2 separate regions of the Homo sapiens genome follow, and region 1 is linked to region 2. A link is an interaction called in ENCODE POLR2A ChIA-PET data of the cell type or tissue named here. Cell type or tissue: HepG2. All regions are shown on one strand. Links, peaks and the distances in the headings refer to the core of each region. The heading gives the core; the rest is flanking DNA. Region 1 holds the start of LOC107985085 (a long non-coding RNA gene). Region 2 has its middle 24 kb from the start of ETV4.

What was found. Peaks named below come from ENCODE experiments on the same cell type or tissue, not always from the same donor. Only the 100,000 strongest peaks of a DNase experiment are listed, where the experiment ranks them.
Region 1: POLR2A ChIA-PET joins it to region 2 with 8 read pairs; 27 of 35 experiments call an interaction of 5 or more read pairs at or near these places.

What each region holds. Positions count from the first base shown.
Region 1 is chr17:43,679,347-43,691,439 of GRCh38, forward strand. It overlaps LINC02594 (long intergenic non-protein coding RNA 2594), which reads left to right. Exons shown (of 4, transcript NR_184089.1): 3 at 920-1,019. It overlaps LOC107985085 (a long non-coding RNA gene), which reads right to left and starts at 11,417. Exons shown (of 3, transcript XR_001752895.2): 1 at 11,220-11,417. RefSeq lists enhancers at 11,246-11,746, 11,747-12,093. In HepG2, for the core only: a CTCF peak has its summit at 5,112 (motif pointing left); a DNase peak (open chromatin) is centred at 6,045; H3K4me3 peaks cover 389 bases; H3K27me3 peaks cover 1,509 bases.
Region 2 is chr17:43,564,802-43,576,180 of GRCh38, forward strand. No RefSeq gene overlaps it. Among named protein-coding and RNA genes, the nearest start is that of ETV4, 24 kb to the left of the region's middle. In HepG2, for the core only: no CTCF peak of the experiment used is centred there; DNase peaks (open chromatin) are centred at 7,830 and 8,920; H3K4me3 peaks cover 944 bases.

The sequences.
Region 1 (12,093 bases), core at 4,393-8,392, 110 kb after region 2:
GAACATTCTGCTCTTTCTCCATCTGCTGCCTACCCATGATGTCTTGGGACTCCTAGAACCCTAAAGGAAGCCCCTGGACACGCAGGAAGGTGTGGAGAGGAGTTCTCATACTTGCACTTGGGAGGAGGGCTCAGGAGAAACAGAGGCTGGCAACACCCCCTCACACACTGGTCCTCTGGAGGGCCAGTGTCTACAGACACTGTGGACTGAGTCCACAGAGAGGAAAGGGTCCTGCCTTCATCAGAACTGCTCAGCAAGCAGTTCCATCCCAGGGGGTCCTGCGAGGTAAGGGAGGGGCAGCTAGCTAGGTGAGGGGCTGAGAGAGTGGGGAGGGGAAAGAGGGAAGAAGAGAGTGAGAGGGAGAGGGAGGGACTGAGCCGATTCTCAGCTCCTTGACCGTTTGCTGAGCTCTGTCTGAGTGGACAGATGGTCCCAAGTCAGGCCACACCAGAGTGGCCTTTCTGCTCCCCTACACCCTGCATTCCTCAACATTGCTGGCCCCGGAGAGACTTTCCTTCAGAGAAGCAAATGGCTGGGGAATGGTGAAAGACACTGCAGAGAAAAGAAAGCACAGCCTGCTGCCCTGGGAATTAACATGATTTAGGAGACCTGCAGGTCACCCCCTCATGACTAAAAGCCATCCTGGAATGAAGGTCTGTGGCTATTTCTAGGCAAAACTGTCTGATAAGATAAAATAGCTCAACTCCTGACCATTAAGTCGTGAAGGCCATGGCCATCGTAAATCTCATCTTTCCGGCCCTCTGGCCTGCATGCAGTGCAGCCCAGCCAGTCGGTGGCAGCCACCTTGGTAGGAAGGGCCCTCATCCTCCTGGCTGTGCCCCAAGGACTGGGCAGGCTTCGGTGCCAAGGGTAGTGCGAGCACTTGAAAGCCGCCCTGTATGTTTATTGTTTTCCCCAGGTGATCCAGAATTACTCCCGAACTCTACCAGCTGAAATCCTCCTCAACTCACATCAGACAAGACGGCCCTGCCACTTACCTGTCAGATCACTTTGGGCAGGTAAGCTCATTTTCCTGAATCTTTACTTCCACACCTTAAAATGTGAGCAATACTATCTCCCTGGCAAGGTTGTTTGTGAGGGTAAAATGAAACAATAATCACGGGTGCATCCTGGAGCTCTTTCTTACAAGGCGTGCCCCCAAATCTGTCCCCTCTTTCTGAGGATGCCCTTCCCCTATTGTCTCCCTGGCCATTTCCTACCCATTCTCAAGGGCCATGATCTCAGGGAGTTCTCCTGACTCACCCAGGCATATTGGATCTCCTACGTACTGCTACGACTGCACACAGGTGCAGGAAATGGCTGTTTGCTTTGCGTTTGAGGAACTTGGAAAGGGAGACGTGGTAGGGAAAGTAGTGGTTAGGGGCACTTTCAGACTGAAGGATGTGGGTTGGGGAATACGGGATTCTTGGAGTTGAGGACGCCGCTTCTCTCGTCTCTAGCTAATGTGAGAAAGACCCTTCTGGACACTAAGCCTGCAATTCCACTGGTGGCTACCAGGTGTCCGTGGTGTCCTGGGGCGGGTGTAATGAGAGCGGGAGCCTGTGAAACCAAAAGCATTGTTTTTATAAATTCAGCACTCTTCAATCCCTATTAATAAGGTTAGCGGTGCAGTTCTTGCGTCTCCTGCCCTGCCTCACCTTGCAATCATATTCATTGGCATTCCTTTCTTCCAAGAACCCACCTAGGAGGCCTTGCAGGAGATATCTCTGGTGCTGGCTGTTCCTGCAGTCTGAAAAGCCAGTTAAGATACAAATATGTGAGAGGACACTGCTTGAATCTGATTTCATTTTTTAAAAAGTTTAATTATTCACAGACTTTGCTTCTTTCTGACTAGTAATGTGACACCTGTGACTCAGTTCAAGATGGTGTGTGGTGACCTTGCAGTTGAGAAGCACTGAGCGCTATAGCCATGCCAAGAAGGTTGCCCTCCTGGGACCAGCAAAAATTCCATCCAGGGGGCCATCTCTGTCAGGCTTGTCCTGACTATCTTTTTGGAGAGGCGGCAGAGTGGAGTGGTTAAAAGCATGATTCTGGAGCCCAGCTACCTGGGAGCAAAGCTCGTCTCTACCGCTTACCAGCTCTGAGAGCTTAGGCAAGTGACCTATTCTCTCTGTGCCTCTGAGTTTTCATCTGTGAAATGGGAGTAACAATAGTCCTGTCTCACAGGGTTGCTGGGAGGCTTGAATGAGTTAATGTCCATGGGGTGCTGAATCAGTGCCTGGCATACGGTGAAGGCCATGTGAGCAGTAAATATTATTATTATTAGAAAGGTTGGCTGGGCGTGGTGGCTCACACCTGTAATCCCAGCACTTTGGGAGGCTGAGGTGGGCAGATTACGAGGTCAAGAGTTAGAGACCAGCCTGGCCAACATGGTGAAACCCCATCTCTACTAAAAATACAAAAGACATTAGCCGGTATAGTGGTGCGTGCTTGTAGTCCCAGCTACTCAGGAGGCTAAGGCAGAAGGATCGCTTGAACCCGGGAGGCAGAGGTTTCAGTGAGCTGAGATCACGCCACTGCACTCCAGCCTGGGCAACAGAGTGAGACTCCATCTCAAAAAAAAAAAAAAAAAGAAAGAAAGAAAGAAAAAAAGAAAAGGTCCCAACCTACTCACTTATTGTTCACTTGCATCAAATGCTAGGTTCAGTGTATTGTTCTTGTAAGATTAGAAATGGAGAGATGGGTCAGAAGGGGTTGGTCAAAATAGACCTCTCAACCCAAGCAGACAGGGCTGGCTTCATGGCCGGGCAACCATGCAGGACCCAGGGCTCTAAGATAAGAAAGGCACGTAGTTTAATGCTTTGCTGTCCCATCTTGATACTGTTTTTTTTTTCTTTTTTTTTTGGAAATGGAGTTTCACTATTGTCACCCAAGATAAAGTACAATGGCGTGATCTCAGCTCACTGCAATCTCTGCCTCCTGGGTTCAAGCAATTCTCCTGCTTCAGCTCCTTGAGTAGCTGGGATTACAGGCATGTACCACCACACTCAGCTAATTTTTGTATTTTTAGTAGAGACGGGGTTTCACCATGTTGGCCAGGCTGGCTGGTCTCGAACTCCTGATCGCAGGTGATCCACCCACCTCGGCCCCACAAAGTGCTGGGATTACAGGCATGAACCACCGTGCCTAGCTGATATTCTTAATTTATGAAGGAAGGGCCCCAAATTTTCATTTTGCACTGGGCCCACAAATAACGTAGCAGGTCCCACAAACAAATTCGTCTAGATTCAGAGGGCCCCTTGCCTTCCTCCTCTGCTCACATTCGTTCCTTTCTCCCATCACAGGCGGGTACCCTACCTTGGGGGATTTGCCCCAGAATAAGCCTTTTTTTTCCCTTCTAACATTTTAATGAAAAATTTCAAGTGTATAGCAATGTTGAAAAGATTTTATAGTGAGCACCCATACACCTGCCACCCAAAGTCTACCATTAATGTCTTCTGGACTTACTTTTGCCGTCTTATTCATACTCTGCCTGGACTGTCCTCAGCTACAGGACTCACATCTCTTGCCGACAGCTCTAAGGCTTCCAGTCCTGCTGTCTGGACCAAGAAAGGCTTCCTGGGCTCTGAGTGTCAAATGGCGGCCTTCAAGGAAGGGGAATGGTGGAAAAGGCCGTGGGGGGTTTTGGAGAAATTGCTAGGGAAAGACTGGCACCAGAGTTCCACCAGCCCAGGCAATGGGGGGTACAGAACCCATAAGATGAGTTCTAGAAAAGCAAGGAAGGTTTCGTTCTGGAGTTTGTGGACTGAGGTTTCCATTTGTGACTAGGATTCTCATTGGTTCCTTATGTAGTTTCTTACGCCCTGCATAGTCTTCTAAGCATTTCTCACAGACGTGGTCTGGGGGCGAACACCAGCAGCCCTGAGAGGTGGCTAAAGAGGAGATTCTTCTCTCCACTTCACATCGTAGGAAACTGAGTCTCAGAGGTTCCTTCCCTGGCCTGCCCACAACCCCAGGGCTAAAAGAGGCAGACCAAGCCCAGGGCCTTGAACCCCAACAATGGGCCTCTTTCTTTTGATCCCATGATAGGGGTGCAAAAGCATTGCATTCCCCTGGGTAATTTGAAGAAAAAACCCAAAAAACTCCAACTTTGTCTCCAGGAAAAAGAGGGTGTCTGGGCTATGATTTACCTCTGAGGGTGTGGTTGCACTGAGCGTGATCACACTTCAAAGGGTTAGATCTCATTTCTCTGCCTTTCTAGCTTGGGCCCAGGGCTCAGAAATGTGTGGACTCCCTCACAGCCCCTCCCAGCATCCCTGCCCCCTCCCAACTGCCTTGGGCAGGTGACACCTGTATTATTGCTAAGGGTTAAAAAGCCCCCAAATCAATAAAACCCATTAATGAGTGTTGGTACCTCGAAGGCTACAGATAAATCCCTTCTACTCAGTGAGTTCAATCCCATAAAACAGCTCTCCCCTTTCAATCCTAGCATTCATTTGATAGAAAATGTGGAGAAATTTTAAAAAGGTGACTTACTAATTGCCTGTAAAATAAAAGGCAGATGGAAGCTTTATTACAGTTGAAGGAAGTCGGGAATATTAAGGTAAAATGTCAAATAACAATTGATTTTCCTTAGACATAAAGGGGCGATTTATGGCTTCCTAGTTACTACAAACGAGAAATTATTTGAAGTTCTGAAAAGTATGAGGAGAAATAAAGATTAAATAGAAGATGAAATCATAGGGATTTCTCTGGGAGGTGACTTCAGTGCCCCTGGGGACTAGAATTCATGTGGCCAGTGGCCTAGCCAGCTGGGGCTTGGCAGTTTCAAGATTTAGAGGCAAGGTGTCTCTGAGGAGCGGGGAAGTGGCTGTTTGCTTTGTGTCTGAGGAACTAGGAAAGAAAGATGAAGATAGGGAAAGTTGTGGTTAGGGCCAATTTCAGACTGAGGGATGTGGGATTAGGGGATTCTTGTGGATGGGCCTATAGCTCTGCTTCCTGACTAGCAGATACTGGGGATCTGGGGAAGGGAAGGGTGAGCTGCCTTTCCTGGGACTTCGATGGCATCCTTACAGTCAGGGGACACTGTCCTTGCTGGGTCCCGGACATCAGTGTCTATGTATCCCTGCAAGCCACAGCACTATCCAGGCCCTCTGGTGGCTTTGCTTGGTCTGGGCCAACCTGGTCTCCACACTGACAGTCAAAGACGAGGAGAGGAAAAAGAACTCACGGCTAGGCGTGGTGGCTCCTGCCTGTAATTCCAGCACTTTGAGAGGCCGAGGCGGGTGGATCCCTTGAGCCCAGGAGTTTGAGACCAGCCTGGGCAACATGGCGAAATCCCCGTCTCTACAAAAAATAGAGAACAATTACCCAGGAATGGTGGTACTCTGGAGGTTGAGGTGGGAAGATGGCTTGAGCTCGGGAGGTTGAGGCTACAGTGAGCTGTGATTGTGCCACCGCACTCCAGCATGGGCGACAGAGCAAGACACTGTCTCAAAAAAAAGGCTCATTTCCAGGCTGCCAGGCTTATGTTAGCCTGGGGTCCCGCAGGAGCTGACCTGAGACAAGTACTTGAGGGCAAGTTGTTTGTTTGAGGGATGCTCACAGGAAGCTCCAGTAGGAGGGTAGGGAGGTGACCCAGGGAAGGAAGGCAGCTTACAGGGGCGTGTTGTCAGGAAGGGCACCCCGGCGGGTGACGGAAGCTTAATTTTGCTGGGAAACTCAGGAGCCAGCATGGAACCTGCACCTCAGAGTTATCCCACTGGAAGGATGAGGGAGCGGGTACTTATACACCAACTCCATCCCCGTCCTTTGTTAAGGCTGCTGGATGGAGTGGGTGGGACACTCATTCTTCAGCACTCCCAGGGGCCCTCAGGCTGTCAGAAGTTAGGTCCGTTGGGCTCCAGGATGAGGGGACCCCCAGAAGATGCGGGAGGGCGTCCGCAGCATCTGCCTCTGTGCTTTCCCTGTTTATCTGAATCCTCATAATTCCCGCCACATGCAGATCAGAGCCCCCAGCTTTATGGAAGAGAACACAGGTTTGGAGAAGATAAAGAGCATTCCCACAACTAGGAGGTGGGGAAAGCTAGGAGTTCAGCCCAGAGCTCCCTGACTTCAAAGTCCATTCTCTTTCTACTTCCTGATTTTTTTTTTTTTTTTTTTTTTTTGAGACGGAGTTTCACTCTGTTGTCTAGGCTGGGGTGCAGTGGCACAAACTTGGCTCACTGCAGTCTCTGCCTCCTGGGTTCAAGCAATTCTCCTGCCTCAGCCTCTCGAGTAGCTGGGACTACAGGCGCCCGCTACCATGCCTGGCTAATTTTTTGTGTTTTTAATAGAGACAGGGTTTCACCGTGTTGGCCAGGCTGGTCTCGAACTCCTGACCTCAGGTGATCCGCTTGCCTTGGCCTCCCAAAGTGCTGGGATTACAAGCACGAGCCACTGTGCTCGGCCTACTTCCTGATTTTTGTATAAGACACATCCCAGCAGCATGGTAGACTGAAGACTCCTGGGCCCACTCTCAGAGATTCTGCTCTGGCAAGGATGTGTTTATTGGTGAGAGGGGTGTCCAGGAATACGTGCCTTTTTTTTTTTTTCTAGAGACAGGGTCTCGTTGTCCAGGCTGGAGTGCAGTGGTGCAATCATAGCTTACTGCAATCTCAAACTTCTGGGTTCGAGCGATCCTCCTATCTCAGCCTCCTAAGTAGCTGGGACTACAGGTGCACGCCACCATGTCTGGCTAATTTTTAAATTTTTTCTGGAGTTGGGGTCTTGTGATGTTGCCCAGGCTGATCTTTAACTTCAGGTCTCAAGAGATCCTCCCACCTTGGCCTCCCAAATTTTTGGGATTACAGCCATGAGCCACTATGCCCAACTAGAATATGCACTTTTTTTTTTTTGAGACCGAGTTTTGCTCTTGTTGCCCAGGCTGGAGTATAATGGTGCGATCTCGGCTCACCGCAACCTCCCCCTCCCAGGTCCAAGCGATTCTTCTGCCTCAGCCTCCTGAGGAGCTGGGATTACAGGCATGTGCCACCATACCAGGCTAATTTTGTATTTTTAGTAGAGATGGGGTTTCTTCGTGTTGGTCAGGCTGGTCTTGAACTCCTGACCTCAGGTGATCAGCCCCGCCTGCTTTGGCCTCCCAAAGTGCTAGGATTACAGGCATGAGCCACCAAGCCTGACCTTTTTTTTTTTTTTTGAGACAGAGTCTTGCTTTGTCACCCAGGCTGGAGTGCAGTGGCACGATCTCGGCTCACTGCAAGCTCTGCCTCCCAGGTTCATGCCATTCTCCTGCCTCAGGCTCCCAAGTAGCTGGGACTACAGGCACTTGCCACCACGCCCGGCTAATTTTTTGTATTTTTAGTAGAGATGGGGTTTCACCGTGTTAGCCAGGATGGTCTTGATTTCCTGACCTCGTGATCCACCTGCCTTGGCCTCCCAAAGTGCTGGGATTATAGGCGTGAGCCACCGTGCCCGGCCTTTTTTTTTTTTTTTTTTTTTTTTGAGACAGGATCTTGCTTGGTTGCCCAGGCTGGAGTGCAGTGGCCTGATTACAGCTCACTGCAGCCTCAATCTCCTGGACTCAAGCAATCCTCTCACCTCAGCCTCTTGAGTAGCTGGGACCACAGGTGTGTGCTACCACACCCAGATAATTTTTGTGCTTTTTGTAGAGACAGGGTTTCGACATGTTGCCCAGGCCGGACTAAAATTCCTGGGCTCAAGTGATCCTCCTGCCTCAGCTTCCCAAAGTGCTGGGATTACAGGTATGTGCCATCGTCACCAGCCAGAATATGCATTTTCTTTTTTTCAGACGGGGTCTCACTCTGTTGCCCAGGCTGGAGTGCAGTGGTGTGATCTCAGCTCACTGCAACCTCTGCCTTCTGAGTTCAAGCGATTCTCCTGCCTCAGCCTCCCAAGCAGCTAGGATTACAGGTGTCTGCCACAACACCCGGCTAATTTTTGCATTTTTAGTAAAGATGGGGTTTCACCATGTTGGTCAGGCTGATCACAAACTCCCGACTGCAAGTGATCCGCTTACCTCGGCCTCCCAAAGTGTTAGGATTACAGGCATGAGCCATTGTGCCTGGCCGAATATGCACTTTTAATAAGCATCAGCCAGGCTAGGCAGGCCGGGGGCCACACTCGAGAACATTTGCACCACAGCCACTGGCTACCTGCCCCTTTTTCCATAAGGTTCCACTGCCCTCTCTCCCCTCTATCTGGGTCTGTTCTTCAGGTTCTTCCCTGGGAGCTCTCTGAGTGACATAACTGTCCCCAAGTGCTGGGAGATGGAGAGAGGAATCACCAGACTGGAGCAGGCCCCCAGAGCGGAGATGGGAAGGGGAGGCTGGTGTTCTGAGGCTCCCGAGGCAGTGAGAGGTGACCGGAGGCAGTGAGAGGTGACCGAAGACAGTGGCTGAGAACCAGGGAGGGGCTGCGGGAAAAAGCCCTGGGTGCAAGTCGCTCTTTCCTTAGCGTCTTTGAGAGGAGGGATGGGGAAAGGTGAGGTACTAGGGAAAACCATCTGGAAGGAGGTCAGGCTGCAGAAAAGCTGCAGGAGTCTGGGGGACTAAGAAAACAGTGGGAGACCCCGCTGCAGCCCAGCACGTGAGGGTGAGAACGTCATGAATGAGGGAAGAGCAGGCAGGGGGTGGTGGCCTTGTGGCCTCTGGAGAGGAGGAGCCACATGACTCTGGGGTGATCTGGGGTGACCCTCAGGGTAAGGGTACCTCCCTAGCACTGAGTACAGAGGGAAGCCTACACTGCCAGGTGCAGTTTCCCTGGCAATGCTTCTCCTTCTAACACTATGTGAGTTTCCTAGTGCTGCTGTAACAAACTGCCATAAACCAAGTGGCTTCAGAGAACACAGACGGACTATGACAGTTGTGGAGGGAAGAAGTTTGAAAAGCGGGGTGCCCGCAGGCTGCAGTGCTTCTGCAGGCTCCAGGGAGAATCTGGTCCTTGCCTCTTCCAGCCTCTAGAGCCTGCCGCACTCCTTGGCTCATGGCCCCGTGTCATTGTAGCCTCTGCTTCTGCCATCACATCTCCTCCTCTGCCTCTCCTGCCTCCCTCTGTCCTTTATAAGAACGCTTTTGAGTATATTGGACCCATCTGGATAGTCCAGGATAAATCCCTCCATCCTCATATCCTTAATTTAATCACACCTGGAAGGTTCCCTTTGCCACATAAGGTAACATATTCACATTGGGACAGTTAGGGGATTGGGATGTGGACATCTTTTGAGGTGGGAAGAAGGAGCTGGGGTTCTTTTTAACATTTTTTTGAGACAGGGTCTCTGTCACCTAGGCTGGAGTGCAGTGGTGTGATTGAGACTCACTGCAGCAGCCTCAACCTCCTGGGCTCAAGTGATCCTCCCACCTCAGCTTCCTGAGTAGCTGGGACTACAGGTGTGCACCACCATGCCCAGATGATTTTTGTATTATTTTAATATTTTGTACACATGGAGGTCTTTTAATGCTGCCCAGGCTGGACTCAAACTCCTGGGCTCAAGCAATCCTCCCGTCTTAGCCTCCCAAAGTGCTGGGATTACAGGTGTGTGCCACCAGACCCAGCCCGGACCTGGGGTTCCTGTCTCATGTCAGCCTTAGCAATCTGGGTGACCCTGGGCAAGGCCTATCCCCTCTCTGGGCCTTTGTTTCTCCACCTGTGCAATGAGGCTGTTCCCTCTGGCTCCTTCACTCTGAGTTTTTCAGTTGGGAGAATATCTTGGCAGGGAGCAGAGGTCGGCGGGGGTGGTTGTCATTCCATTTCAGGGCCTCTCAGAGTCCTGCCGTGGTGTGCACTGTGTGTGTGTTTAATTTTCTACATTTGGATGTGATCCTAATCCAATAAATGCTTAGGAGACTTCTATAGAATAGATTAATTTTTACTAGAAAAAAATATAATTGGCTGATGTTAAGGCTACTGCCCTGACAAATCTGCCTTGGCCATATATCTGAGAAGGTAAAAGACCCGCTACGCTTGCACATAAATATGCCATCTTCCCCACAGGCCCTGGAGAAGCACCCCGGGGAGGTTTCCCTTGGTGATTTATTCTTCATTAATAAGCTCTATGCTATATTAGGATCAGATTTATGACTCTGCCTTTCTAATATTTCTGACATTTCATCTGAAAAGAATTACAAATGAAATCTTGAAACTTTGCCACTTCTCCCTGCTAGTGCTCTGGCACTCTGTGTCCAAGGGGAGATGGTGGGCTGGGGAGACCCCAAGAAGCAGGGACAGAGGCATGTTTCTCAGGGAAAGGAGCGATCAGCTTGACTTTGGGAGAGCTTTATTCAGTTTGCAAGCAGCTTGGGAGGTGAGCGGTTCAGGCGAGAAGGCTGCAGACCAGACCACAAGCCCAGCAGCAGCAGTGATGCCTGTAACATGTATGAGATGGTGGCAGGCACATTCATTCATTCAACAGCTATTTGTTAAGCACTTTACTGTGTGCCAAACACTGTGCTGCTTGGTGCTTGGGATACAGGAAAGAATAAAAGTGAAGCAGTGATGAAGATCTTGGCCTTCATGCATATGGTGTTCTAGCAGAGGTAGGGGAGTGTCAAGCACTGATGAATGAAAATCCTGAATAGGTAAAATATATCATATGTTCACACGTGGTAAGGGCTATGGCAAAACAGAAACAAACCCTCCACACAGGGAAAAGGGAACCAAGAGTGCCGGGTGGTCAAGTTGCAATGTTAATTAAGAAAGCACTTCAACTCATCAACTCAAGGAACCGTATTATCCCCATTTTACAGATGAGGACGGAGGCTCAGCGTGGATTAGGAGCTACACAAAGACACAAAGGGAACTTTGCACAACTTGAAAGTTTGCAAAGTGCCGTCTGAGCCATTAGTCTCCCTTCTCCCCACTGACTGCCCTACCACAATCACATGGGGACCATAAAAATACTGTTGCCTGGGTCCCGCTCCCCTGAGGCTTTGATTCAATTGGTTTGGATGCAGCCTGGGACTTGGCATGTGACTCTTGTGGTGCCAGGACTAAGAATCTTGTGTGAACTCCCAGCACAGCCTCTCAGGCCTCTATTTTCTCACCTGCAAGATGTGGGTAAAAATATTCACCCTGTACTGCAAGAGGATGTCAGGAGTGAAGGCAGAAACACAGCACCAGCCCTCCAGGACCCCCAACCCCTCCCCCACCCCAATCCTTCACCCCTGTTGTACCTTCTGACCTCAAAGTGGCTCTGATTATTTCACTCCCACAGGCCACTGGCTCAGAGGTATAGAGCTCACCTGTGGCAGATGGAGATGCGGATCTGAGGCTTCTGATGCTGCCACACCCAGCGGCGCCCCCCAAATTCCGGGCCCCTGGATGACATCTGGTCTGTTCCTGCAGCATCAGAGCACAATAGAGCCAGCCACCAGTCCCAGCCCTGCCTGCATCCCATCCATTCCTGGGTGCCTAACCCCGAGGATCCCCTGGCAGTATGATGCGGACCTGTCTTGGATCCCAGGGATATGCTGGCCACGGGGAGGAGCCGGAAACCAACCTTTGTGTCACTGTGTAGTGACAAGTGCCTTTGGAGGTCACAATAGCCAGTGGTGATTTCTACCACTGCCCCCAGCAGCCAAGGTGGCAGAGGAGCCCTGTCAGTCACCCCCATTCTGTTCATGGTCTCACGGTGGGCTCCACATGGGGGGTGGCAGCCCTCTCCCCCACCCCACCCGACCCCTTTCGACAGATAGGGTAATACAAATACAAATAACACCAAAAGATTGAGTTGCTGGGCAGAAAGGGACCAAAGGCCAGTGTGTGTGTGAGGGGTGGGGGCAGGGCAGGAGAGGAGCAGCAAAAGGCTGTGACCGCCTGGCTGAGCACTGGATACTCACTGAAGGGCAGGGAGGCTTCCTGGAGAAGGAGACCTGGCAGGGGCTGAGGGAGTGATGCCAGGCATGGGGGTTTGGAGGGACCCCAGGCATGGCATGCCTCCATTCCTCCCTGTGCTATCCACTCTATATAAGGGGTGCTGTGCAGGGAGACAGCTTGCATCCAAGCAGGGAGGCAGGGAGGATGAGAGGCAGAGAGGAGCCCAGCTGGGTTGATGGAAAGTCTGGGAAATGCAGGAAATCCAGGAGGGGGAGAATGATTCCAAGCTGTGGCCTGTGA
Region 2 (11,379 bases), core at 7,331-11,330:
GGGTGTTGGGGCATTTTGATCTGGGGAGTGAGTGTAGATTCAGTCACTGATGCCTACCAGGAGGAAAGGGAGGTACAGATCTAGCATTTGTAAACTTCTCTGCAGTTTGCAAAGCAATGCCATGTCTACCACCTCAGAGAGCCTCACATAGGGTGTTTCCTGGAGGGAGTGAACTGGAGCCAGCCCGCCTGCTACCACCCCAAGATGGGTTTCCCTGGCAGGTGATCTAACCTCTCTGCATCTGGGCCATGGGGATGATAAAAAGAATGTCTAGAGTGAGAGGGGAGTTAGAACACAGTTTAGAGAAGGGGTCAGCCACCTTTTTCTTCTCTTTTCTTTTTTGAGACAGAGTTTCGCTCCTGTCACCCAGGCTGGAGTCCAATGGTGCGATCTTGGCTCACTGCAACCTCCGCCTCCTGGGTTCAAGTGATTCTCCTGCCTCAGCCTTCGGAGTAGCTGGGATTACAGGTGCCCGCCACTGCGCCCAGCTAATTTTTGTACTTTTAGTGGAGATAGGGTTTCACTATGTTGGCCAGGCTGGTCTTGAACTCCTAACCTCAGGTGATCCACCCGCCTTAGCCTCCTAAAGTGCTGGGATTACAGGCACGACCCACTGTGCCCGGCCCAGCCACCTTTTTCTATAGAAGGTCAGGTGGTAAATATTTTAGCCTTTGAGGGCCATAAGGTCTCTGTCATACCTACTCTGGAAGCAGCCATAGATGTAAATGAATGAGCATGACTGTGTTCCAACAAAATTTTATTTATGGACACGGACATTTGAATTTCATGTAATTTTCATATGTCACAAAGTATTATTCCTTTTTTTAACTTTTAGGTTCAGGGGTACATGTGCAGGTTTGTTATATAGGTAAACTTGTGTCACGGGGTTTTGTTGTACAGATTATTTCATCACCTAGGTACTAAGCCCAGTACCCAATATTTGTTTATTTATTTATTTTTTTAGAAATAGGGTCAGCCGGGTATGGTGGCTCACGTCTGTAATCCGAACACTTTGGGAGGCCAAGGTGGGCAGATCACTTGAGGTAAGGAGTTTGAGACCAGCCTGGCCAACATGGTGAAAATCCATCTCTACTGAAAATACAAAAATTAGCCAGGTGTGGTGGCACAGGCCTATAGTGTCAGTTACTTGGGAGGCTGAGGGAGGAGAATAGCTTGAACCCGGGAGGCAGAGGTTGCGGTGAGCTGAGATCGCACCACTGCACTCCAGCCTGGGTGACAGAGCGAGACTCCGTCTCAAAGAAAAAAAAAAGAGAGAGACAGGGCCTCACTCTGTTGCCCAGACTAGAGCACAGTGGCACCATCATGCTCACTGCTGGCTGGAACTCTTGGGCTCAAGTGATCCTCCTGCCTCAGCTTCCCAAGTAGCTAGGGCTACAGGCACATGCCATCACACCTGGATAATTTTTTAATTTTTTGTTGAGACAGAGGTCTTGCTACATTGCCCAGGCTGGTCTCGACTCCTAGCCTCAAGGGATTCTCCCACCTAGGCTTCCTAAAGTGCTGGGATTACAGGTTGAGCCACCACGCCCAGCTGTGAAGTATTATTCTTTTGATTTTTTTTTTCAAACCTTTTAAAAATGTAAGAATGATTCTCAACTTGCAGGCTGTACACAAACAGGTAGGAGGCCATAACTGCTGACCCCTGGTCTAGAGGATAAATGAGTTGGAGCAGTCCTTGGCACATAGCAAGTGCTCAAGAAACCTCAGTTATTATCATTCTCACCCCTGTTGTACAGATGAGGGGCAAAGTGACTTATCCAGGTTTACCAGGGAGTTCACGGCAGAACTGGGCCTCTCATCTGGATCTCCTGAGTCTCAATCCACTTTGAACAAATGCTCAAGAAGGAAAGAGTCTAAGTTGTACATGACATCCCTTTTTCCAGGGCCCACATCTTGCAGCACAAAGTCTGGCTTCTAGAGAGACTAGAGCTCCTCTATGCTCTTGTTTCCTGCAGCAGCAGTGTGCTGAATTTCCTGATGTGGATGTCATTATGGGTCATCCAAGTGCACCTCTAGTTACATTTATATAAAGTTCAAATCCAGGCAAAGCTAATCTGTGCTATTATTATTAGAAGCCAGGAGAGTGGGCGGGGCACGGTGGCTCATGCCTATAATCCCAGCATTTTGGGAGACTGAGGCAGGCAGATCACCTGAGGTCAGGAGTTCAAGACCAGCCTGGCCTACATGGTGAGACCCTGTCTCTACAAAAGTACAAAAATTAGCTGAGCTTGATGGTGGGTGCCTGTAATCCCAGCTACTCGGGAGGCTGAGGCAGGAGAATCGCTTGAACCTGGAAGGCAGAGGTTGCAGCCAGCCGAGATCGCGCCATTGCACTCCACCCTGGGCAACAGAGCAATACTCCATCTCAAAAATAAATAAATAAATAAAGAAGCCAGGAGAGTGGTTACCTCTGGAAGGAGACACATGGAGGCTTCTGGGGTTGAGGAAACGTTCTGTCTCTTGATCTGGGAATGGACTTCGTGAAAAGGCATCAGACCTACACTGGGTACATTTCTAGGCAGATGTTCTAATCCAATAAAATGTACATAGAAGTAGCCCCAGCCGGGCGCAGTGGCTCATGCCTGTAATCCCAGCACTTTGGGAGGCCGAGGCGGGTGGATCACAAGGTCAGGAGATCGAGACCATCCTGGCTAACATGGTGAAACTCCGTCTCTACTAAAAATACACACACATACACACTCACAAAAATTAGCCGGGCATGGTGGCGCGCCTGTAGTCCCAGCTACTCGGGAGGCTGAGGCAGGAGAATGGCGTGAACTCGGGAGGCAGAGCTTGCAGTGAGCCGAGATTGAGCCACCGCACTCCAGCCTGGGCAACAGTGCAGCACTCCATCTCAAAAAAAAAAAAAAAAAAAAGAAAAAAGAAAAAGAAATAGCCCTAAAGCCATCTTGGTGAAGCAGTAAACTTTTAGTGTTCACTTTTAGTTTTAGGGACAGGAAGCAGAACTGATGTCATCCAAGCACTATTGCTGTGCTGAGCAGCAAAGGACATCACCCACAAGCCTTGCAGGTGGGACAGAAGGTCCTCTCATCCATACACATCTGGCACCTTGACATAGAAAGTGCCAGTTTTGCCGGGCGCGGTGGCTCACGCTTGTAATCCCAGCACTTTGGGAGGCCGAGGCGGGCGGATCACAAGGTCAGGAGTTCAAGATCAGCCTGACCAACATGATGAAACCCCGTCTCTACTAAAAATACAAAAATTAGCCAAGCGTGGTGATGTGCGCCTGTGATCCCAGCTACTCAGGAGGCTGAGGCAGGAGAATCGCTTGAACCAGGGAGGCGGAGGTTGCAGTGAGCCAAGATTGCGCTACTGCACTCCAGCCTGGGCGACAGAGTGAGACTCCGTCTCAAAAAAAAAAAAAAAAGAAAGTGCTAGTTTTGGTTGGCCGGGTGCAGTGGCTCATGCTTGTAATCCCAGCACTTTGGGAGGCCGAGATGGGCGGATCACTTGAGGTCAGGAGCTAAAGACCAACCTGTCCAACATGGTGAAACCCTGTCTCTACTAAAAATATTTAAAAATTAGCTGAGCATAGTGGTGCACGCCTGTAGTCCCAGCTACCTGGGAGGCTGAGGCAGGAAAATCGCTTGCACCCCGGAGATGGAAGTTGCAGTGAGCCGAGATTGCACCACTGCACTCCAGCCTGGGCGACAGAGCAAGACTCTGTCTCAAAAAAAAAAAAAAAAAAAAAGTTTGCTTCCTTGGAGCGCAGAAAATGTGTGAGTGTATGTGTGTGACAGTGTATATGTGTGGTGTGTGTGTGAGATGTTTGTGTGGTGTTTATGTGTGAGTATGCATGTGTGAGATGTGTGTGCATGTGTGAGCAACTGTGATTGAGTGTAGGGTGTATTAATGGTGTGTTTGTGGGTGGGAAGTGTGTGTGAGTGAACGTGTTAATTTTGTGTATGCATGAGTGGATGTATTTGTGAGGATATGTGTGGTGTGAGCTGTGTGTATGTACAAGTGGTTATGATTGTGTTTGTGAGAGTGAGGTGTATGAGTATGTGTCAGTATATGTATGGGTTGTATACGAGATGTGTGTGTAGATATGATGGGTGTGTGTGTACCTGTGCATGGGTATGATTGTGTATATGTGTGTATATGTATGATGTGTGAGATGTGTGTAAGTGGGTATAAGTGTGTGTGTGAGTCTGTGAGAACCACCCTAAAACAGAGCCCAGAAACTTTCCTCTCCCTTTGGAGTTGCGATTTGGGACTTTCTGGGGGCCTGTGTGGGCGCACGTGTGTAGTGTGTGGTACAGCAGAGGTGCTGGGACTCATTTCTCTGGCTCGAGTGCCTGGCAAACACTTGCTGCTGCTCCTCCAGTGAGCAGCTTTTATGTGTTTTTGTAATGCATGTCCCTTGATTGCTGCAGATTTATGCAGAGAAAACGGGTTCTGGTAACGGGCCGACCCTTTTAGCTGTTGCTCATTTGGGTGGATCTCAGGCCCTCTATTTGTTTCTGGAGGGTTTGCTGCAATTCTGTCTGAAATGTGTCAAGCTTCCTGCCTACGAGAAGACATTTATTTTATTCAGATGATTTAATTCTCTCATTCAGAGGGAACAAAACACACATTTTGCATTACAGGGGCCTGAAGGAGAGAGTGAGAAAGACAGAGGGATGCAGAAGGTTGAAATGTGGTGATTTCAGCTGGAGCTGGGAGAAGACTTCTGTCCAAGGGAACACACTTCACAACTGGGCGTAGTTATGGTGGCCCAAAGAATAAGGGCCTGTCTTTGGGACTTTTCTGTGAAAAACAACTGGTCTCGTTGGTGAGATTTGAGAAAGAACATTCCCTCCTTCCACCCTCTGTCACCCAGCTTGGCCCTTCTGGAGATCGGGCTTCCCCCAGTCTCAGTCTCCAGCAGCAGAGCCTGCCCAGTGCGATCTCCTGGCCCACCTCTGTGGGCTCCTCTCTCTCCCTCCCTTGAACTTGACTGTTTTCCTTCCAAGAACACACCACACCTCTGCATGTTTCTCTCTATTGCTTGGAACATCCTCCTTCACTCTTTTCTTTCTTTCTTTCTTTCTTTCTTTCTTTCTCTTTTTTTTTTTTTCTGAGACAGAGTCTCACACTGTCACCCAGGCTGGAATGAAATGGTGCAATCTCAACTCACTGCAACCTCTACGTCCCAGGTTCAAGCGATATCCTGCCTCGGCCTCCTGAGTAGCTGGGCTTACAGGCACCAACCACCACACCCGGCTAATTTTTATATTTTTAGTAGAAACAGGGTTTCGCCATGCTGGCCAGGCTGGTCTCGAACCCCTGACCTCAAGTGATCCGCCCACCTCGGCCTCCCAAAGTGCTGAGATTATAGGCATGAGTCACCACACCCAGCCCTCCTTCACTCTTGGCCTACTTGTTGAACCCTTATTTGTCCTTGTTATGTCCTCAGTTCATACTTTGCTTTTTATGATGTGCTTTCCCATTTCCTCTCCCTTGCAAATATCTTTTTTTTTTTTTTTTTTTTTTTGAGACAGAGTCTTGCTCTGCCGCCCAGGTTGGAGTACAGTGGCATGATGTCAGCTCACTGCAGCCTCTGCCTCCCCAATTCAAGTGATTCTTGTGCCTCAACCACCCAAATAGCTGGAATTATAGTTGTGTGCCACCACGCCTGGCTAATTTTTGTATTTTTAGTAGAGATGGGGTTTTGCCATGTTGGCCAGGCTGGTGTCAAACTCCTGGCCTCAAGTGATCCACCTGCCTCAGCCTCCCTAAGTGCTGGCATTACAGGCATGAGTCACCACGCCCAGCCATCCCTTGCAAATATCTTGACTGTGATGCTCACCACACTGAGCTATAATTCTTTGCCCATGTGTTTTTCTCCCACATTCAGCCATCAGTTTCTCTTGGGTACAGGTTGTGTCTTATTCATCTCTGAATCATCAGATCCTAGTGCAGTCCTTGCCTCGCAGGAGATACTGGCCTAGAAGCTTGCTGAATGAATGAATGAATGAATGAGCACACAATCAGGAGAATGGACAGGATGAACTGCACAGACACCCACATAGTTCCTCACCATCCCACCTCCTATGCCAGAGTCATTACACAAATATTCACTCCTGCAAACGCATACTTCTCACCCATAACTCATGGTGGCTGAACTGAATTCTAACAATTGATTCTTGTTCTGCACACATTGGCATTTTGCTTTCAGAAGAGCTCTGGTAGCTGTAGCAGTCCTTTAATTCATTTATTTATTTATTTTTATTATTTTATATATATTTTTTGAGACAGAGTTTTGCTCTTGTCACCCAGGCTGGAATGCAATGGTGCAATCTTGGCTCACAGCAACCTCTGCCTTCCGGGTTCAAGTGATTCTCCCACCTCAGCCTCCTGAGTAGCTGAGATTACAGGTGCCCACCACCATGCCCGACTAACTTTTGTATTTTTTTTTTCTTTTGAGACAGAGTCTCGCTCTGTCACCCAGGCTGGAGTGCAGTGGCGCGATCTCGGCTCACTGCAACCTCCACCTCCCGGGTTCACGCCATTCTCCTGCCTCAGCCTCCTGAGTAGCTGGGACTACAGGCGCCCGCCACCACGCCCAGCTATTTTTTTTTTTTTTTGTATTTTTAGCAGAGACAGGGTTTCACCATGTTAGCCAGGATGGTCTCGATCTCCTGACCTCGTGATCTGCCCACCTCAGCCTCCCAAAGTGCTGGGATTACAGGCGTGAGCCACCATGCCGGGCCTAATTTTTGTATTTTTAGTAGAGACAGGGTTTTGCCATGTTAGCCAGGCTGGTCTCGAATTCCTGACCTCAGGTGATCTGCCCGCCTTGGCCTCCCGAAGTGCTGGGAATACAGGCATGAGCCACTACAACCAGCCTTATTTTTATTTTTAATTATTATTATTATTATTATTATTATTTTTGAGACAGAGTTTCACTCTCTCACCCAGGCTGGAGTGCAGTGGTGCAATCTCAGCTCACTGCAAGCTCCGCCTCCCGGGTTCACCCCATTCTCCTGCCTCAGCCTCCCAAGTAGCTGGGACTACAGGCACCCGCCACCACGCCCGGCTATTTTTTTTTTTTTTTTTTGTATTTTTAGTAGAGATGGGGCTTCACCGTGTTAGCCAGGATGGTCTCGATCTCCTGACCTCGTGATCTGTCCGCCTCGGCCTCCCAAAGTGCTGAGATTACAGGCGTGAACCACCAAACCTGGCCCTATTTTTATTTTTTTGAGACAGAGTCTTGCTCTGTCGCCCAGGCTGGAGTGCACTGGCGCACTGCAACCTCCGCCTTCCAGGTTCAAGCGATTCTCCTGCCTCAGCCTCCCACATAGCTGGGATTACAGGCGTCAGCCACCACACCCAGCTAATTTTTGCATTTTTAGTAGAGACAGGGTTTCATCACATTGGCCACACTGGTTTCGAACTCCTGAGCTCAGGTGATCCACCCACCTTGGCCTCCCAAAGTGCTGGGATCTGCACCCAGCCTAATTTTTATATTTTTAGTAGAGATGGGGTTACACCTTGTTGGCCAGGCTAGTCTCGAACCCCTGATCTCAAGTGATCCACCTGCCTCAGCCTCCCCAAGTAAGCCACCGTGCCTGGCACAGCTGTCCTTTTAGACAAGGTTTACCTGAGCAGCACAGGATGAGGGAGAAAAGTGGGACTGGAGGGGCATTCCAATGTTGAACCAAGACCAAGTTGGGGGGCTTTGAGCTTTGGGGTCCTGGTCGGAAATGGGCTACTCTGAATGTGGTAATGGACTGGGGCAGGAGGGCCTGTGGTGAAAAGAGATCAGTGACTCAGAGTAGAGAAGGATCAAAGGCTGCCTACAGATGCTATCTCTATATAGATGAGTGTTCCTGCAGGCAACCAGCCACTCCTCTGCTGAACCCTCTTAGGCTCTAGTGAGACCAAATACAAGTATCTGGCACATTGAATGAATGAATGAATGAATGAATGAATGCTGTTTGACCTTGAGCAAACTATTTTACATTTCTGGGACTCACTTTTTCTCACCTGTAAGTTGTGGGGGGTTGAACTAGACACCTCCAGGGTTTCCACTGCCACGTCTCCCATCTCCCCTTTGTCAATTAGTGGTACATGCACTGCACATGCATCAATATCAAAGTATATGATATAATCATATACTTACATCAAATATGAATTTTGCCGTCTGGGCGTGGTGGTTCATGCCTATAATCCTAGCACTTTGGGAAGCCCAGGTGGGCGGATCACTTGAGGTCAGGAGTTCGAGACCAGCCTGGCCAACATGGTGAAAACCATCTATACTAAAAAAATACAAAAATTAGCCAGGCATGGTGCCACACGCCTATAATCTCAGCTACTCTGGAGGCTGAGGCAGGAGAATCACTTGAACCTGGGAGGCGGAGGTTGCAGCGAGACAAGATCACACCACTGCACTCCAGCCTGGGCAGCAGAGTGAGACTCCATCTCAAAAAAAGGAAAGGATTTTGCCTAATTCCTCTTGGTAGCCCCTTGAACTCTTAGTAGAGGAGGATGGAGACTCTGGAGTCAAACAACCCTTGGTTTAAATTTTTGAGTTTGCCATTAGCTAACTATGTGATTTAGGACAGGTTTCTTCTCTTTGCTTCTGGGCTGTCATCCACGAAGTAGGAATAATAATCATTGTGTTTATCACTCAGTTACAAGCATCAAGTGAGATAATATGTTCAAAAGAGTTTTGAAACCTGCAAACGTCACTAAGGTGTTATTTATGATTATCCCACATAGGAGGTGATCAGGAAAGGCTCACTAAATGAATGGGTGACTTTCTGGACTTGCTTCTATTTTTACTCCAGCTCTGTGAACGTCAATTCTTTAGAGTTTTTTTTTTTTTTTAAATGGACTTTAACCTAACTCTGCAGAGACCTTGAGGCAAGGCAGCCAGGAGTTCCCCATCACTTCATAAAGCTCACCACCTAAGTGCTCCAGCTTTGTCCCTCTCATAAGTCAACAGGGTGGGTGGGGGCTGGGAGGGGGAACAAAGGAGCTGTTAGCAGGTAGGAGCAAATCAGCCCATCTCTGTGCAAGTCACCACCAATAAAACTTAATCAATGCAACCCCTTTTAAGTTGGTTGGATCAGTGACCCAGAAAATAGCTCCCCTGCAGAAAAGGAAATGATAGTCAATAAACTGAGACGTCAATGGGAAAAATCTATTAAAGAGAGTGAGATATCAGGAGACCTCTGGTGTTAACGGAGACCCTTTGGAATGGAGCCATGGATCCAAGAGCAAGTTTTTAACCCTCTCGAGGCCCAGAGTAGCCTCTGCCCCAACTCAGTCGGCAGCAGAGCCTGCAGCTTCTGCAGCTTCGCTGGGCCCCTGGGTCTCCCCACACCATATTGAGGAGTACCTGCTGTCTAATTTCTTTGTGCCACTTGCCTGTTCAAACTGGTGCTTTGGGGTGCACGTGTTCCCTCCTAGGTGGTCAGCAGGTGGGGTTGGCCTGAGGCTCTGTTTGGGGTGCTGCCTAGAGATGACACCTCTCTGGCCCACAGAGAAATGAGCTGGAGGTCTCTGCCTCAGTTCCCTCCGAGTTATAACACCTGCTCTGACCTGGGTGTTGGGAGCTAGAGGTCAATGCCTTGCCCTTGACCAGGCCTCCTGACACCGTCCTGCCAGTTAGCAGGAGCCACTCCTCTAGAGTTTAAAAGGAAGCGAAACCTGTCCCCAAGAAACCGGCTGAAGATAAGGTAAAGCGCATGGCACAATAGCGTTCGCGTGGCACAGTGGCGTTCGCTTGGCCTGCACACTGCTTCAGCGACTCTTCCAGCTCGCTGTCATCAAGCAGGGCAGGGAACGAGGGACACTGTGGTGGGCTGGTGGGCTTCAGGGTAAAGCTATGTTAAACAGAAAAACTTGGGAGCACATTGGTAGGAGAGCAGCTCTTGTGATAGTGTGTGCTGGTTCTGGGAATGCTGCACAGCCTGTGCCATGCCTGTTGTCACCAGCAGCACCAGGCTGCACATACTGTGTCTGTCTGTGTCTGTGTCTGTGTGTGTAGCTGCTGAGTTTGTCTCACAGAGCCAAGGCTGCTGCTAAAGAACGTCACCAACAGACAGTGACAATGTCTTCAGTAAAGGACATTTGGACATGCTGATGCATTGCAAATAAATGTGAAAATGTTAGAGTAAGTTTAAAAGGGGGCATGTTTACATGGAATTGGGGTGAGCTTGACAGGGCCTGGCTTGGGCAGAGGGTTGCAGGGAGCAAGACTTGTGCCTTTCCTCCTTTCATTTGCTTTTGGACACAACCTTTTGCTGGTGAACTCTCTGTCCAGTGACTACATGCACCCTTTATTATTATTATTGCTATTGTTTAATCTTTGAGTTTTACAGTCTCTCTTTAGAAACGGGAGTCACAGAGCCACGGTATTTATGTCATCTAGATCAGCCGACTGTAGGGGAGATATTGACAATTTCCTGGTCTATTTGGGACAGTTCCAGGGCCCACAGGTGGGTGACTGTGCTTCAAGAAGCCACAAAGCTCACACGAATCAGCTAAGATTAGCTTAGCTAAGATTAGCTAAGCTAAGATTAGTTGATCACAGATACATATCCCCAGATAGAGGTAAAGGGCATCCTCACAGCTCCCCCCTTCCTTCTCTCCTGCTGCTGCCCGTGTTGCTTATGGGAAGTCAGCTGTTATGGGGATAGGAGTGGTTAAATGCAGTGGGGGTTGTGAAAGATGTTCTAATATGTTTGTGGGGGTTGCTTATAAGCAATTTTATGAATATATAATTTTTGGAACTGGGCTGGTCCTGTTCCTATAACACAGGAACGCACCAGGAGAATCACTTTTCCTAACAGTATGAGAACCAGATGGGTCTCTGTCTTCATTCACCCCCTCAGATTGGCCATGGACTCTGGGAGGTTGGTGGGGGGTGTTTAGTGGTAAAAGAATAAATTGACAAATATGCCCCAGACACAGGAGTCGAGTCCCTGGTTCCTCTGAGTCATGAGTTTACGCCTTTTTTAGGGTCTGGTGGTTTTTCTTTGGCATTTCAGGGAGCATTCAGAAAGCACTGATGTGCCCTAAGTCAGCATGGTGAGCCCAGAGGCTAGGGTGAGGCTTCCTCCACTCCCATCCCAGGAGTAGGGCAGGGGTGTTCCTTAGAGACCTCGCTCTCTCATCCCCTTCAACTCAGTGACCCCCTCAACTGCAGAGGCCTGTGAAGATGGAGCCTGATGTAGCTGAGGATAATGAATACTCATTCCTGGGCAGGCCGCCTGAGCTCTAGAGTTAGGGGAGCTTTCTCGGAGTTTCACGGTCATCTCGTTCTAGCTGTGTGAAACTGGGCATCACTTTACCTCTCCGAGCCTCAGTCTCCTCATCTGTAAAATGAGGGCCGATAATATCTCC